Regions from separate parts of the Mus musculus genome. Here region 1 is linked to region 2. The links are chromatin loops, found by intact Hi-C in ENCODE. Cell type or tissue: heart. All regions are shown on one strand. Each heading gives the region's core, and the rest is flanking DNA. Links, peaks and the distances in the headings are about the cores only.

What was found. Peaks named below come from ENCODE experiments on the same cell type or tissue, not always from the same donor. Only the 100,000 strongest peaks of a DNase experiment are listed, where the experiment ranks them.
Region 1: a loop joins it to region 2, with 2.1 times the contacts of the local background. A loop is called at or near these places in 1 of 42 quality-filtered maps.

What each region holds. Positions count from the first base shown.
Region 1 is chr7:127,611,621-127,616,986 of GRCm38, reverse strand. It overlaps Zfp629 (zinc finger protein 629), which reads left to right and starts at 1,715. Exons shown (of 3, transcript NM_001362196.1): 1 at 1,715-1,904; 2 at 4,214-4,320; 3 at 4,425-5,366. The coding sequence starts at 4,248. In heart, for the core only: a CTCF peak has its summit at 2,325; DNase peaks (open chromatin) are centred at 1,716, 2,346 and 3,206; H3K4me3 peaks cover 2,523 bases; H3K27ac peaks cover 2,172 bases.
Region 2 is chr7:127,741,398-127,746,714 of GRCm38, reverse strand. It overlaps a transcript of Fbxl19 not described here. Among named protein-coding and RNA genes, the nearest start is that of Fbxl19, 2.7 kb to the left of the region's middle. In heart, for the core only: CTCF peaks have their summits at 1,367 and 2,187; DNase peaks (open chromatin) are centred at 14, 694, 1,234 and 2,224; H3K4me3 peaks cover 2,649 bases; H3K27ac peaks cover 2,741 bases.

The DNA of each region.
Region 1 (5,366 bases), core at 294-5,293, 130 kb after region 2:
ATAGAGGCAGTTTCTTAAGTTTAGCTTGCAGTTCAGGGCAGTCCTTATCTTAGGCAAGTTTGCTGTCAGGGTGCATTTTACTAACTAGCAGTTTACAAACTGAAGCAGTTTTCTCATTGATTTGTTAAGTATAGCAGTCTTTAAATTTTGAACGTTATTCATTATTATAAGTCAATATTTATTTATTGGTGTTTTAACATGTAGCCTCACTGTGTAGCCTAGGTTGGTCTTTTCCCCCCATTAATTTATTTATTCACTTTATATCCCCATTGCTGCCCCCTTCTTCCCAGGCCTGCCCCTATCCCCCTTCCCTTCTCTTCTGAGAGGGTGGAGCCTCCCCTGTTTCTATTCCCTCACCCTGGCACATCAAACATAGCTAGATGCATCCTCTCCCACTGAGACCAGACAAGGCAGCCCAGTTAGGGGAACAAAATCCACAGGCTGGCAAAAGCTGTAGAGACAACCCCTGATCCAGCTGTGGAGGACTCACATGAAGACCGAGCTATATACATCTGCTACATGTGTGGGGGAGGGGGGTTTGACCCAGCCAGTATATATTCACCTAGGTTGGTCTTAATTCATGGTGATTTTCCTGTGTCAGCTTGCAGTGCTAGAGTCACAGCTATTCACTCCCATACAGGGCTTGGAATTTATTTATTTATTTATTTATTTATTTATTTATTTATTTATTTATTTAAGGTTTGAAACGAGTCCTATTGTGCATCCCAGGCTGATCCTGAAGTCCAACTCTTGATTCTCCTGCCTCAGCCTACTAATGGCTGAAGATTACAGGTGGTGTGCTTAGCTACTATGGAACTTTTTGAGGGTAGAATGTTCAATTGTTCAACTCTGGTCTCCTCACACCTGGGTTCATTGAAAACTGTGGCCTCGAACTTTACCTCACATCTCATGTCTTGATTAATTTGCCTTGTAAAATGGGGATGATTCTAAGTCCTCTCTCAGGATGTGGTGGGGAGAAAATGAGACACAAGCAGGAACAGTTTGGGAGCCCTGTGAGGTTCCTTGTTTAGAAACAGGGTCTCGCTAGGTAGCCTGGAGCTATGTGGGCCACGAATATTTTGAACCTTCAGGTCCTCCTGCCTCTGTCTCCCAAGCAACGGAATTACAGGAATTCACCACTACTTCTTGCTCCCTAAGTTTATGGAAGGATTGCCCTGCAGTGAGTTGCATACCTTACCACCGAGCTGCTGGGAAGGGGTAATGCTTGCCTACCTTGTCAGTTTCTTCCTCCAGGGAGACCTGACCACCGGTGGGGGGGTGAGAGGTGGGTAAGAGGGTCCGTAGCGCTGGGTAGCCTTGCCTGGCCCATTAGCTTCTGCTCTTACCGCTAGGTCAGCCCACCCAACCTTTGCTTTCACCTCCTAATCACCAACCCAGGCATACCAGCCCCAGTCCTGGGTGAGTCCAAACAAAGGCGGGTCTCAGGGGACCCGCGGCGGCCGAATCTGAGATCAGCTTAACTGAGCGGCTGGCAGAGTCTTTGGAGAGAATGGCCAGAAATCCGAAGACCTTCGCCGGCCTCTGAGCTCCCCCAAAAGCTGATCTTCCGTGATTCCACTAGACACTGGGAGAGGGGCGTCATCAGCCACCTCCTTGCTTCCATACCCACCCCCTCATTTTTTCCCAGGCTGTGGGAGGCAAAGGGTTAAATCCCATAGAGCTGATGTTCTGACTCCAGGCTAGAGGGGCCCGGGAAGCTGGGGTCACTTCCTGCTCCGTCCCAGTCACCCTGAACTGGTCCCCGGGTCCTCAGCCTGGAATCACCCCTTGAGAAGGACCCTAGAGTTCCCGGCATCTAGCCCGTCCCCCGAGGCAGGGCACTTAAGGGGTTAAGTCCCCTGGGGCTGGCCTCTGCCTTTCGGCTTTTCCCAGACCCCAGAGCCGTGAGTTGGGGCCGCCTGGGTTCCCGGGGTGGCCTGGAGGCCCGGGACAGCCGCCGGGGAACAATAGGGCCAAGGAGGCGGCGACGGGCGAGGGGCGCAGGCCGGGCCCGGGGCGGCGGGGGACGGCGGCCGGGGGATTGTGAGAACCGCGCGGGGACCGCCGTGGGGGAGGGGAGGCGCGCGCGCCCAGAGAGCGAGTCCGGCCGGGGGCGGCGAGGCGGCCGCCGCTCTCCCGGAGCCGGGCAGCCTGGGCGTCCGCGGCGGGGAGGGAACGCCGGCGGCTCGCCTGGGCTTTGGGAGCCGGGGACAGGGTGGGTGCTCCCGGCCGGAGGCGCTCAAGTCTTGGTCCGCCGGGGTGCGGGGGGCGGCGTCGAGGGCGGTCCCGCTGCCTCCTGGTCAGGGTCACCCTGGGCCGCGCGCACCTCCGCGGGAAGGCAGCCGTCTCCGGCAGTCCTTCCCGCCTCGGTCCTCTGGGGGTCGTCCGGGGCAGGAGGCTGGCGCTCTTGGGCCTGGGCTGGTTCCCAGTAGTAGTCGCCTCGCAGTCTTTGCTACTTCTTGCATGTGGCCTGGTTATTAACTCTTTCCCTTCTACGGTAGGCCCTTGAGTTTTAAGTTTCTCTGTCCAAGTATCTAAGCTCCTACCTGTTCTCGGTCAGCTCAGCAGGGTAACCTTCTCCTCTCCGGGGGGCCCCCATCTCTCCCTAAAAACACTTAGAGATAGGGGATGGCTAACTCACTTCTCGGCTGCATTAGCAGTTGGTCAGCTGTCCATTGCTTCACCTGCTTCACACCCCAGCTACCTCTTGGTGAGCTTTGTCCTCTTTGTCCCTGTGCACAAAGTACCTATGCACACTGTCACCCCGAGGGTAGATTATTCCAGGGATTCCGTTAGATGTCAGCGCCCTCCTGCAGCCCTGTTCTCTCTCCTGGGGATCACCCCCGGGATTTTGAGTGACAGATATGACTCCTTCCCCTGGGGGCTCACTCTGACGAACTTATGTCACTTTTCTGACATCGATCTGCAAACTGATCTTAAAAGACACTGAACAAGATAGGCTGGCTTTCTGGGAGCATGAGGTGTCCAGCTCACTCAGTCCTCCAGCAGAGTTTTTACTGGGTACTTGTCCTAGGTGTGTGATGAAGCATCAACAAAAAGAATAAGGCAGAAGGATGGGTCCCCAGGTGTGTGTCTGGGTGGCTTTGGGGACATCCGTACCTAGAGCTCAGAGACGCAGCCTCTCAGACCTCCTCACTGGGTCTGACTTTTGCAGCCGAGGGAACTGGGCTTCCCTGCACTTTTCTGGCTCATTCTCGGGCTTCCGAGCTCTCCTCCTCTCCTGCCAGGAGACCACAAGTAGGAGTCTCATGTGACTGTCAAGGTCAACCCATGCCACAGGGCAAGCCAAACACAGAACGCGGAATTTGTGGTCTTAGCCCTGTTACTTCCCGCCTTGGGGCCTTGGAGACATTTCCCCCAGTGTCTACTTACTAATCTGTAAAATGGACAAATGACTCTTAAGTCTCTCAAGGCAGTGAAAGGAAGAAGACACCTGGTAGTCACCTATGCTCTCTACACACTTGCTTCCCTCCCCTCCTTGCTTGTCCTTTCTCCTTCATTTTGTTTGAGACAAGGTCTCGGGTAGCTGGGACTGACCTTGACCTTGACCTTCTGATCCTCTGGTTTCCATCTCCCAAGTATGCCACCGAGTCAGGCTCCCCTTTTCCTTGCCTTCGTCTCCTGTAGGAGCCCCTGACTTCAGACTCCCCTTCCCACCCATAGGCTATCCTCTGTGCTTGGAGAATGGCAAACTGCCCCCACTCTTTGTGAGTAGTTGTCCCTTCAGGGAAACTTTTTTTTTTAACCCCTTAAAAAGAGTCAGTCTCAGTTCTCTCTGGGGCTCATAAGGGAAAAGTTTATTGCTCTCAATTAGCAGTCCCATAAAGGAAGAAAATTGGAGTCTTAATGAGCTTCCTCTGATTTGCAAAATAACACGTTTCCAGGCCTCTGGGCATCAGATGTGTGGGGTGAAAGCCTGCCTCCCATCTGAATGTTGGATAGCGCTCCAGCCTTCAGTGCAGGTACAGAGGGTTATGACGATGGGGTTTCCATTGCCTCTCCATTCACCGACTTGCTTCATTGCAATCTGGAAGATTTGCAGTATTTGGAACCAGGCCTTTGAGACTAAGGGGCTCAGTGAGAAATGGTGTCGGAGAAGTGAGTGGCGGCAGGTCCCCGAGAGTCACACAAGTGGGAGCACAAAGAAAAGCACTAAACCTGGTCCCATTGTGTACCCATCTCTCCCCACCAGAGACCCTGGAACCTTCACAGTCTGCAGCCGTGGGATGGAGCCTGAGACGGTGCTGTGGGGCCCGGATCTGCAGGGTCCTGAAGAGAGCCAGAATGAGGCTCATAGAGGTGAGGGGCACAAGGGACTGTGGGCAGTCACAGGGGAGGGAAGAGAGACCAGACCCCATGTTCTGAAAGGAGATGGGGGCTGGAGACTCCCTTTCTGTCTGTAGGTGCTGGAAGTGGGAACGAAGAGGAGAGCCCTCAGCAGGAAAGTTCTGGGGAGGAGATCATCCTGGGAGATCCGGCTCAGAGTCCAGAATCCAAGGACCCATCAGAGATGCCCCTGGAGAGCCCCTCCCAGGATGCCTCAGCCCCTCAGGATTCCCCAACCCCCCTGGGTTCTTCCCCCTTAGATCACCAGACCCCTATGGACCCATCAGCCCCCGAGGTAGTCCCTTCCCCGTCAGAGTGGACCAAGGCCTGTGAGACCAATTGGCAGTGGGGAACCCTCACCCCCTGGAACAGCACACCTGTAGTCACTGCCAGTGAACCCAGCCTGCGGGAGCTGGTGCAGGGACGCCCATCTGGGGCCGAGAAGCCATACATCTGCAACGAGTGTGGCAAGAGCTTTAGCCAGTGGTCCAAACTGCTGCGGCACCAGCGAATCCACACGGGGGAGCGGCCCAACACGTGCTCAGAGTGCGGCAAGAGCTTCACGCAGAGCTCGCACCTGGTGCAGCACCAGCGCACACACACAGGCGAGAAGCCTTACAAGTGCCCCGACTGTGGCAAGTGCTTCAGCTGGAGCTCCAATCTAGTGCAGCACCAGCGCACGCACACGGGCGAGAAGCCCTACAAGTGCACGGAGTGCGAGAAAGCCTTCACACAAAGCACCAACCTCATCAAGCACCAGCGCTCCCACACCGGGGAGAAGCCCTACAAGTGTGGCGAGTGCCGACGTGCTTTCTACCGCAGCTCGGACCTCATCCAGCACCAGGCCACGCACACAGGTGAGAAGCCCTACAAGTGCCCGGAGTGCGGCAAGCGCTTTGGCCAGAATCATAACCTGCTCAAGCACCAGAAGATCCATGCAGGCGAGAAGCCCTATCGCTGCACCGAGTGCGGCAAGAGTTTCATCCAGAGCTCGGAGCTGACGCAGCACCAGCGCACAC
Region 2 (5,317 bases), core at 1-5,000:
GGTCCAGGGAAAGACCAGGGGCCCCCCACCGTTTCCGGGGTTCAAACCCCGCCCACCGCCGGTTCCCGGGGAGGGGGGGGTCGCTGCAACCTGCCCCCCTCCCCTGGGTCCGCCCCTGTACTGCGGCCCCCTGACCTACAGAGACAGGGCGCGCAGAGGGGGGTGAAGGAAGCTGCTCCGGCCCCGCCCCCCCCAGCCTGCACGCGCCCCCGCCCTCCCCCCTTCAAACGCGCGACCCTCAAGATATAAAGATTTAAATAAAATTTGAATAAATCCACTCCTAAAATGGGAGGGTATAAGGAAAGGATGGGGCAGAGGCAGGAAGGGGGTGGGGGCAGTTGGGATGTCTTAGCACCCCTACTCCCCTAGCCTCGCGCTGCTTCGGCCCTGGGCCCAGGTCGCCGCTCTCATCCCTCCTCAGCTCCTTCCTCCTTCCTCCTCTCCTCCCTCTTCCCTCCCTTCTTCCCACCTCCTCCTCCTTTTTACTCCCTCCTTCTCCCAGAGGAACCCCGCCCCCTTCTCCCTCCTTCCTTCACCACCTTTACTTTCCAGGACGAGCGCGTGCAAAGCACGACGGGAGTTGTAGTTCTCCAAATTCTAGCACTATCGTGGGAAAAGTGGGACACAAGGGCCAGCCGGTACTACAAATACGATGGCGAGAAGGATGCCACGCTGGAAGCCGAGCATGGCGGGAATTATAGTCCAGTTGACCCGAGACTCCCCGTAGCAGGACATAGAGAAGGAGCGGGAAGAATGACTACAAGCAAGATGGCCTTTTCCCCCGACCCGACCTCCTTTCCAGGCACTCACACGCCCTCTGGTCCACAACCCTCCGCGCGTGTGGTACCTGACGGGAGTCGCAGTCCAGCTGCTGCCTTCCCGCTGCCATTTCTACTCATCAGGAACAATGGAAAGGTGAAAAGAAACGAGGACTACAAGCAAGATGGCGATCGAGGGGCGTACACCTAATAAGTCGATCTTATGAAGTGGGATGGGAATAGTAGTTTTCTAGCCTTCCTATGTTCCTTTAAGAATGCCAGAACCGGGAGGATAAAGAGACTACCGTAAAGATGGCAGGATACCTAACCTTTCCTGGCTGCTTCATTCTACCACTTGGAGCTCCTCGCCCGCCTGAACTATCAAAATCCCGCACTCGATGATGCAAAGCCAGACGGGAATTGTAGTCTTCCTCGCTCCCCTCTTTATCTTCTGTCGAGACAATGGAAGTGAGCGGGGCGGGGACTACCACAAAGATGGAGGGTGAAGGAGCACATGATGCTATGGGATTTGTAGTCCAACCGCTAATACTATTCTCGGCGGATGTGTAGGAGAGGACTACTACAGAGATGGCAACCTAGTCGCTTGCCCCTCGGTGCCGGTACCTGGTGGGTTATGTAGTCTCTGCTTTAGTTGTACAGAGAAAGGACGCTACTGTTGAAATATGTATCACCGTGAACACGCCAAATTGCTAGCGGACGGAAACGGAAAGTCTCTTTGCTCTTGGCCTCCTTTTCTAAAGGGCTTGCAGGGAAATGTAGTCCCAAGTTTTCATTCTCCAGTGGCGGAGAATTGATGTCACCTGTGGGAATCAGTGCGGGAGAGAGAAACATCGGAGTGACCTGGGAATATAGAATGTCCGCCTTTTCGGATCGTGAAGATTTCATATTTTAAAAGAACGCAAACCATAACCAATATTGTCGCGACAAGGGAGGCGTGGTTCTCTCCGAAAAGTATACCCACGCTGTTGTTCCTTATAAAGACTGGACGTCTCGCACACGATGCTTCCTATCTTAAACCTTTGCAAATTAATACCTTACACGTGGTGCGAACCAAAGGAAGACGACCTTGGAATATACAAAATCTCCTTTCCACCGTAGGAAGTCATCAGACCTAAGTTTCTTACCCGAAAGGGGTTATGATTAATACTCACCTCCACGCTGAATTAGCGTTAAAAGTATTCAAGAAAGTAACCAGTTCTGGCACGGGGCGTGTGGCTGCAGTTATTTTTTCGAGCTCCCTTTCAGCCCAGCCGTTTTGGAAGCCCAGGAATCCATCATGCCGGACAGTTAGCTTCTGCGAAAAGAAAATTGACGAGTAGGCTACCCCCATCTTAACCCCCACCCCTCCCTCTTCAGTCCTCATCTGAGTCTTCCAACCATCTCTACCCAGCACTCTTCCCAGGGGGCGCCCTCTCTCCTTTTAACAGAGGACGCACACACTGACCAAATTTTCTCAACCTGAATTGTAGCCTTTGGAGCTGTGAAGCCTCATGCCTTGTCTTTTGAGCCTTGGAGGCTTCCGGTGAACTCTCAGTTGCCAAAGGGACTGCTTTGTGCCATGTGGATGACCTCCTGCGTCCTAGAAAATTTGCTCAGTACTACCCCAAGCCAATCTCTGCTTCCTTGTCTCTGCTGGGTTTCCAGCCCTACTGGAGACTTGGTGGGTGTGGTTTTTCTGCTTAGGAAGTTAACTCCGGTCAAAACTGTGTCAAGTCTCAGTTTGCTAGGACTACTAGCCTTAACCTAAGTAGGGGCTCCTTGCAGCCCCGTAACAGTCGTGGCTCCCAGGGAAGTGTCTGTCCATTTTAAATCCACACGGCGGCGTTTCTTTCAACTAGCAAGGACTGCTTTCTGGCCTTCTAGCGCTCTCCTTGCGTGGACCAAAGTTGTACTTTTTCATCCATCCCACGTCTCCACCCAGTTGTTTACCCATCAAGTTCCTATTAAAATTCCACTGCCACAATAAAACCTTCTAGTAATTCCCAGATGAGCTTTGTTTAGTGTCCTTTCCACTAACTTGGAAGCTTGCTGGATGCACCTCACAGGTGTTGTTTGGTTTTGCCCTGCTGGGAATCAAACCAGATATCATTGATGGGAGGCAAAGCACTCTGCAAGGAGTTTACATCTCAGTCCCACCTGGAATACCAAATGCGTTCAGCCTCTCATTTGATCCTAAGAAGCCTGTAATAGCCAGGTGGCACACCTTTATGGCCAGCACTTGTGAGGCAGAGGCAGGAAGATTTCTGAGTTTGAGTAGTCCTGCCTGGTCTACAGAGTGAATTCCAGGACATTGAGGGATATACAGAGAAACCCTATCTCGGGAAAAAACAAAAACAAAACAAAACCAAAAAACATCCCACCACCACCACCACCACCAACAACAACAACAAAAGAAGATGGGCTTGAGAGAGTGAACACACAAAGAAAGATTTTTAGTTTGTATTCTACCTCAGGCAGTGACTGTGTCTTTTTCCCATTGGTTGGGGCCTGGCCTCACAATCTTATTCAGCTGGCTAGTCTGAAAAGAATTGGTGCACCGGAAATGGAGGAGGGCAAAGCAGTCACTGTCCCAGGCCATCAAATCCCTAGAATAGAGTAGTGGGCCTCTGTGCAGACAAAGGTTTGACAGGGTGGGAAGGAATGAAACATTTGCATAAAAGTCTGACAAAAAGGAAGAAATGTAAAAGATTTTAAGTCCTTCTCCAGGACACACATTTTTATCGTGTGTGATACAGAAAGGAAAACTCACAGTTGATATTTTTTTACACTCAGCTATACACAACAGATAAATGATAGAGCCAGAATTTAAACTCAAGTCCAGAGCCCAGGTTGAGAACTTCTGTAACATTTATAGACTAATCAAAATCCAGTTATGTGCATTTAACATGAGCACAGCAAAATTAGCATATAAAGTTAGACTTCTAATGTATCTTCAAAAATTCTAAAGTCAGGCTGGAGAGATGGCTCAGACGTTAGGAGCACTGGCTGCTCTTTTGGAAGTCCTGAATTTATTCCCAGCAACCTCATGATGGCTGACAACCATCTATACTGGAATCTGATGCCCTCTTCTGGTAGATGTGCACGCAGATAGAGCACTCATATACATTAAATAAATGTGTTTTTTTTTTAAAGTTCAAGAGTCTGAATTAGTTTGCATTATTGGATAAAGGAACAGCTGGAGCCAAGTACCTGCTTCCCTTTTGTTGTTGTTTGTTGTTGTTTTTCGAGACAGGGTTTCTCTGTGTAGCCCTGGCTGTCCTGGAACTCACTTTGTAGACCAGGCTGGCCTCGAACTCAGAAATCGCCTGCCTCTGCCTCCCGAGTGCTGGGATTAAAGGCGTGCGCCACCTCTGCCCGGCCTGCTTCCCTTTTAAACAAAATGAAGTTTATAGATTTGACTCGGTAGTTAAAAGCATTTGGTATTGCAAAGGATGGGAGTTCAATTCCCAGCACCCGCATCAGGCATCTCACAACTGCCTGTAACTAAACTCTGTGGCTCTGACACTTCTGGCCTGAGGGCACCTATATGAACACGCACCTAACACCACCAAGATGCACACATGCAGGGAAAAAAGCCAGTCTGGTGGTGCAGGCCTTTAATCTCAGTACTCCAGGCTGCCAGGGCTACACAGAGAAACTCTGTCTAAAAAAAACACATAGATAGATACATAGATACATACATACTAACTAAAAATGAAGCTCAAATACCAGAATTTAGGTTTTGGAAACAAAAAGCACTATACTCCCTTGTTTCCCACAGTCTGTAGTCCCTATCCTATCTGTTGTGCATGATAAAAGCTTATTGAGAACTAAGGGCCATTTTCTCTCTCTCTCTCTCTCTCTCTCTCTCTCTCTCTCTCTCAGACAGGGCTTAGTGTGTAGCTCCAAGTAACCTAGAACCATATAGACCAGGCTGGCCTCCAACTCACAGAGATCCTGCTGCCTCTGCCTCCTGAGTGCGGGAGTGCGGGGCTTTAAAATTGTACGCCATCACACTCAGATACCGCTTCTCTATAGTCAGTCCTTCACCGCTGAGTAGAGTTTCTGCACCCTACCTACTGACAGGAGATTGCACAGAAGACTCCAGAGAGGATGGGTGTGGCTCAGGCTCATCAGCGGGAAAGTGCTGGGCTCCCATGCTTTAAACCCTGAGCCCCACTGCTGCACTGGGAAGGTAAAGTAGGAGGAAGGAAGACAACACTCACCTTTCCACTTCGTAAGTGAAAATTTTACCACCAGCAAACACAAGCTGTAGAATGAAAACATGAGATGCACCAAAGAGGCTAATGTAGGAGCGTTTCCTGAGCCCAAGAATTTTAAACCAGCCTAAGTAACACAGCAAAGACCCCCCCATCTCCAAAGGAAAGAAAGAAAAAACAAAGCAAAACAAAAGAACCCCTATGAATTGGAAAGTCTCAGTAACTTGTCCAGCCTGGCCTGGAACTTGTTCTTCTAGTCACACCATGTGACTTGAAGGCTTAAATGAGAAAGATCTGTTTTAGGATGTGTGACCTTGCTAACAGAGAGGTATCACTGGG